Linked DNA regions of Homo sapiens: region 1 is linked to region 2. A link is a contact called in ENCODE Hi-C or POLR2A ChIA-PET data. All regions are on one chromosome and are shown on one strand. The core of a region is the stretch at or near the end of the contact, and the rest is flanking DNA. Distances in the headings are between cores, read along the strand shown.

Region 1 (3,311 bases), core at 256-2,755, 41 kb before region 2:
GTTTATTTGTTGAAACCTACCATGTGATCAGCTGGATAGCCAAAACCACTAGCTGGTTCCAAATTAAATGTATCAATAGAAAATGTATTTCAGAATGTGGCCTCACACACTACACATATGTGCATGTGTGCATACACACACATACACACATGCACATATTGGAAAGGACTGAGAGCATGGTCAGACAGGAAGGAAACCAAATTCAGGATGCCAGAGTACCTAGCTCAAGCCCTGGCTCAGCTACTGACCAACCCTGGGGTACTCAGCAGGTTAATTCACCTGCTCTGTGAGGGGTGGGCTGTCTATACCATTCACCCTTGGATCTCCAGTTGCTCTCACTCCATCAGTGAATGGATTATTTCCTCACTGCTGCTTTCCAGCTGTGTGACTGTGGGCAAGTTGCTCAACCTCACTGTTCCTCAGTTTCCCCCATGTGTATAATAAGGATACTAATTGTACTTACGGGGCTGTTGCAAGGATTAAATGAATGTATAAGGGGCTTAGAGCTTGGCACAGAGTAAACATATACAAATATTAACCATGGTGGTGGTGATAATGGTGGCAATTAATATTATTAGCACTTTTTGTCTATTTGTAATTTGTAAAATGGGCCAATAATAGCATTGGTCTCCTAGGGTTATTCTGAGGACCAAATAAGATGATAGCACAGAGTATGGGCTCAGACCCCAACTCAGGGGTGGAGACAGGAAGAGAAAGCATGTACAGGGCAGCAGGGCACACAGCCATTCCATCTGAGAGGAAGAGGATGGCAGCAGGGGTGCGTCCTGGCATAGCAGGGGACAGGACATTACATCCCCTGGTGCCGGCTTATCCCTGTGGCTTCCCGCCCTGATGCTGCCACTTTGCACATGTGATCCAATCAACTGTCTCTTTAATTATGACACGGAGGAGAAGCCACAAACAGGTTTACCATATTCACGGTTTGCTGCGTCTGTGTTACATCCGGTGTGCATGTAAACAACATCTTGTGGCATTGTCTGATAAATTAAACATCTCTCCTTCCCGAGCTTGGAGAGGAGCGTCGGGTCTCTAAAGAGGGGCACGGATGACTCACCACCATGGCGCTAAAGAGCTTTGCCTGCAGCTCTTTCAGCAAAACACTCTGGAAGGAGCAGGGAGGGGAGAACGCGCTTCCAGCTGGGGTCTCTTTCCTAGGAGGAGACAAGTGGGACAGGATGTGCCCAAAGCTGGCTGCTTAGCTGAGGCCACCAGGGAATTGTTACTGAGGGAAATGGAGCTAACTCTCGCCCATTCCTGCAGCGCCTGCTGGGAAAGCAGGTGATGTGCTGGGAAAACATGCACTCAGCGCCATTCTGGAGCCTCATTTGACCCCTGCCCCAGCCCACCAACAAATCTTTATTGAAAGAACCTGATTTATAACTCACTGTGGCCATCCACTGGCTGTGTGACCTTGTGAAAGACACCTAACCTCTCTGGGTTTTGGTTTTCTCATGGGACCACAGACAACGTAGATAACCTTGTTGAAAGCAGGCAGCCAGGTGTCACCATCCCTTGAGATCCCCATCAGCTCTAGGAGCCATGACCTCTTCCCAGCCAGCCTTCGAGGAGAGCCCTTGACTCAGGAGATGAGCCAAAACTAAGACATCATGAGAACAAAAGGCAGACACTTCTAATTAGAAAACCACCACCAACATGAGTTACTTCCACCCCTCTGATCATCAGACTCACCTGAAGAGCCTTTTAAAAAATATCCAAAATACTCTGGGTCCCATTCCCAGAAATCCCGATGTAATTGATCTGCTGGAAGCCAGGCACTGAATTTTGTAAAACTCCTTGTAAGTCTAATATGTGGTTGGGATTGGAGACTGCTGACCTAGATAATCCATTTCCTGATCATCAAGAGTCGAAGGTGAGTTTAATTAAAGGAGAAGGTGGGAAGAGACTCTGGGGAACTAGATGCCTAAGCTACTTTGTAGCAGGCCTGAGATATTCCTTGGAGTCCAGCCCAGGCAGGCTGGAAATAGGATGCCACTCCTGATTCTACTTGCCAGTGAGTGTGAGCCGGACTGGGGCAGAAGATGTCCATTGGGCCACCAACATCCGAGGCCTGTTCTGGGCTGTGGGTCACGCCTGCTCTCAGGATTGCCCCAGTGTGGTGGCGAAACAGCCAAGTAAAGTGACGATGAGAGGAAGGCATTGTATCCTCTTCCCATGGAGCCTATGCTGGGAATTAAGGGGAGCAGGCAAGTGGAGAGATTAACTCTGTCTGGAAAGTTATAAAGGAGGGCTTCTAGAGACCAAGAGTGTTGAGCTTTGAAGGGTGTATACAAGTTTGCCAGGTGGAAAGCAGGGAATGGGAAACAGCAAGTTTGACCTAGGGGCTACCCCTGCTAACTCAGCACCTATGGGGTTCCCCGTGTACCCAGCTCTGCACCAGGCATTGCTGGAAGTATGGATGGGTGGTGATGCATACACACAAGAGAATGTGGGCCCTGCCTTTCTTACAGTGAGGTTGGGGAGACACAGGTTCAAAGGGAATTCAAGACGGTTTCATACAAAGAGAATTTCTAGTGGCAGCTCCTAATACATCTGTGTTATCAAAGAAAGTTTCTTGGAGGAGATAAGTCTGGAGAAACGTAGCGGCAGACAGAAGGCAGACACCAGCCCAGATAACTTCAATAAATGTGGGGAGGGGGAAAAGGCCTTCATACTTTATAATCCAGGTTCTGGCATGGCCCTGAGTGTGGATGGGGCATGGAAGGCCCAGTCTGACTAAGGTACAGGGTTGTGGCATGGGCTGAACGGAATCAGGCCAGGCTGGAGCCCAGTAGGAAGGGGCTTCCTAGGCCACGCTGGGCCCATCAGACACAATCTAGCCTGGACTACATTCATCCTTATACCAATGCAACCATAACATATAGCTTTTAATATATATTTTAAGGAGGAAAGAAACTAAAGGAAAGTCACACCACCACTCTAGGGCAAAACACTTGGGTGGGATTCTAAATCCTTGGATGCTCTTTCAGGTCCTACCTTTAATTAGCTGTGCATCCTTGGCCAATTCACCCATCCTCTCTGAAGCTCAGTTTGCTCTTCTGTAACCTGGGAAGGGTAGACCCATCTCACAGGCAGCACATCCCAGGAGCATTGTCAGCCTGGACTACATCAAGCATGGTGCCCCCTGGAATTGTACAAGGTGGAATGGCCAAGAGTGAGAAGTCGACAGAGTAGGAAATGTGAAATTGCTTTAAAAGCAGCTGTGAGAAGAGCTTAGTTTTAGGGGAAGGGATGAGGGCTCCCTTCCTCAGCCTCATCATCCCCATTCCATG
Region 2 (3,037 bases), core at 417-2,916:
TTAACCTCACTTCCTAGTAGCTAAAATGGGGATGACAATATTCAGGGCCACAAGGTAGGGTGGGGCAAGTTGCTCACTGCACGAGGTTGCTCAGATAAGGGAACCCTACCAGTGGCCAGCAGGAACACCTCTTTCTGCCTGCACAAGGGTACCTTGTGCAATTATGGTGGCACTCACCTTGTGGGGTTGTGAAGACTACATGAAGAAACCCAGTCAAGGAAGGGAGGAGATACTGTTTCTATCCTGGGTAAATGCCCAAGACTGGACTGCTTCTCTGGAATGGTGTAGGTTCGGTTTGGGGAGTGTTTTACTTCTCCCTGCTCCCCTGTATCTACCTCTCTTTGCCACCCTGCCTTACCCCAGTGCAGACTCATAGACATTCTGGGCAGACAAGCTCTCGCTCCTTTGCAGATGGATTCCTCCTATGAAGGCTGATTCTGACATTTGATACCAGCATCCATTTCAGCCTCGCTTCTGATCCCCACACACCTCTCTCAGCTTTGCCCACAAATAATCCCACTGCCCCTCCTGCCCACTTTCATTTATCTCTTTGTTCCTTGTCCTAGCCCTTTTCCCTAATTGCCATGTGGCTATGAGCTTCTGAATATTCTGTTGTGAGCCCAGATGGAGGATATCCTGGTTCCTCTCCACCACCTACACCACCCTAAGATACTTAGAGGGAACTAGGCCTGGCGTTCCTCTTTACAGCATTTGTCCAAATTCTTGCCCAAAAGAGAGAGCCCTTGCAACCTAGATATACACTAATTACACATATTCATCCAGTCCCCTTGTCTCCCTCCCAACTTGGGATTTAAGCCGCCTTTTGTTTGGCTGTTAGAACAACATATTAAGTGACAGTTCTCAGAATACAATTTTAATTAAGATTCAATAGTCACTTCTCTGTCAGTAATCTTCCATGCTGATTACTTAAAATATATTTACCCAGCTCTATTATGTCACAGATTTGAATTCATTAGACGTTTGTTAATCCTCCACAAACTTTTTTCAAACTGTGGTTTGTTTAACATAATTTACAAGGACACAACTGTTTGAAACAATGGGCTCTGTGCCTCTGAGCTCCAGGGTATGCATCTGGAAGCGTCTGGGCCTTCTTTGCTTGCTGTTGCCATTGCTGTCTCTACCAGAGGGCAGGCAACACAGCCAAGGGTAGAAGGGCACAAAGGATGGCGGAGGCAGTCCATCTATATTGCACAGATGCGGTCCATATGGATCAGCCTCCCAGAATGCAGAGCTGGCGGGGAGAGGGTGGAGAGAGGATCTGGAGGGACAGTGGAAGATATCCAGCACAGGCCATGAATAGCCTTGGCCCTGGGCCCAGGGGCACCTGACAAATATCATTTCCTGTGTGCCAGGACTTGAAAATGTTGGGAAGTGCTGTTTAGCCTTAGAACACTGATGCATTTACTGATAAGAGCTCATAAGAGAGATGGCCTTTCTCATGGGGCCATAGAACACTACCCCATACACATACACACACACACACACTCAACCACCTCTTGATTAATTAGCAAGGGACATCCTTGGATGTGGCTGTGGCTGTTCATGTGCTCTCGTGGGTATAGAGAATACCACTCAACTATATTTGAGCAGATGCCGTAGCCAGAAAAACGTCAGCCTTCTTCATTCTGTGACCACAATGAGTCACAGGGAGGTGTAGCTAGAAAACTCAAGACTCAATGCAAGTGGAGAAGATCCTCATTTTGTTCTATGAGGCCCCAGCAAGTAGAGACCAAGAAGGCCAGAACACCTTTGAGCACAGAGCAAGTTGGAAAGGTGGCAGGTGGAAAGCTTCCATGTATCAACACCTGTGACCTGGTGGGGCCTGGGTAAGGTGAAGCTGGTCTACCTTAGGTGGGAGCTTGGTGAGAACAGGGACTGGCAGGGTGGGCAGGTGCTCATGGGGAGGCCAGGGCAGAGCTGTGTGGAACTCGGCACTTTGGCCAAGGCTTTTAATGAAGGTGCCCTTGATGAAGATGAAAAAAAAAAACACATATCCTATAGAACAGAGGTCAGCAAACTCTTTCTGTAAAGGACAAGATAGTAAATATTTTAGGCTTCAGTGCCATGTGTTATATGCAGCAATGGCTCACCTCTGCCATGGTGGCACAAAGGAAGCCACATGCGATATGTAAACAAATAAGCATGGCTGTGTTCTAATAAAATTTTATTTACAAAAACAGGTGACAGGATATATTTGGTCTGTGAGCTACAGTTCACAGCACTACCCAGTATGGTAGCCAATAGCCACATATGGCTAATGAGCATTTGAAATGTGCTCTGAGGGTAAAATACGCACCAGATTTTGAAGAGTTTGTAAAATAAAAAAGTTAGCCATCTCATTAATAATTATATTGAGGATATATTGAAATAATATTTTGATATAGCTAGTTATATAAAATACATTATCAAAATTAATTTCACCTGTTTCTTTTTACTTTTTTAAAAAATATGGCCACTAGGAAATTTGAAGTCACATTTTTGGCTCACATCATATTTCTACTTCACAGTGATGCTCTCTCCAGAAAAAATACAGGGCAAGCCTCTGGCCCTTGAAGGGTCTCAGGTAGGAGATTTACCCTTAAAGAGGCGCAATAATGGAATTCAAATATACATAATAAAGTGTATGATAGGAATAGATTTTTCAATATATTACGTATCTTTTTTAAAAAAAATAAGCTATTACAGGAGGCCAAGACGGGCGGATCACAAGGTCAGGAGATCGAGACCATCTTGGCTAACACAGTGAAACCCTGTCTCTACTAAAAACACAAAAAATTAGCCGGGTGTGGTGGCGGGCACCTGTAGTCCCAGCTACTAGGGAGGCTGAGGCAGGAGAATGGCGTGAACCTGGGAGGCAGAGGTTGCAGTGAGCTGAGATCATGCCACTGTACTCCAGCCTGGGTGACAGAGCCAGACTCCGTCTCAAAAAAAAATAGGAAACAAAAAATAAAATAAGCTAGTTTTTTCTGCATCTGTGCTCCTCAAACTGGGAGTTATAGAGCTCTACTTCCACAAG

What was found. A loop is a pair of places that touch in the nucleus more often than their neighbours do. ChIA-PET counts read pairs that join two places held with the same protein, here RNA polymerase II (POLR2A). Pooled maps may share reads with other maps.
Region 1: a loop to region 2 is called in a map of natural killer cell, with 10 times the contacts of the local background. The contact joins two enhancer-like sites. A Hi-C loop is called at or near these places in 3 of 168 maps with a recorded cell type or tissue (A673, naive thymus-derived CD4-positive, alpha-beta T cell and natural killer cell) and 3 of 50 pooled maps. POLR2A ChIA-PET finds 5 or more read pairs at or near these places in 1 of 52 experiments (activated CD4-positive, alpha-beta T cell).

What each region holds. Positions count from the first base shown.
Region 1 is chr6:40,475,590-40,478,900 of GRCh38, reverse strand. All of the region lies in intron 1 of LRFN2 (leucine rich repeat and fibronectin type III domain containing 2), which reads left to right. Among named protein-coding and RNA genes, the nearest start is that of TDRG1, 99 kb to the right of the region's middle. Within about 2 kb of position 1,505, at least 4 of the 41 ENCODE cell types and tissues checked have a DNase peak (open chromatin) inside an H3K27ac peak, as active enhancers do; they include A673 and natural killer cell, where a contact is called at or near this core.
Region 2 is chr6:40,435,465-40,438,501 of GRCh38, reverse strand. All of the region lies in intron 1 of LRFN2 (leucine rich repeat and fibronectin type III domain containing 2), which reads left to right. Among named protein-coding and RNA genes, the nearest start is that of TDRG1, 59 kb to the right of the region's middle. Within about 2 kb of position 1,666, at least 2 of the 41 ENCODE cell types and tissues checked have a DNase peak (open chromatin) inside an H3K27ac peak, as active enhancers do; they include A673 and natural killer cell, where a contact is called at or near this core.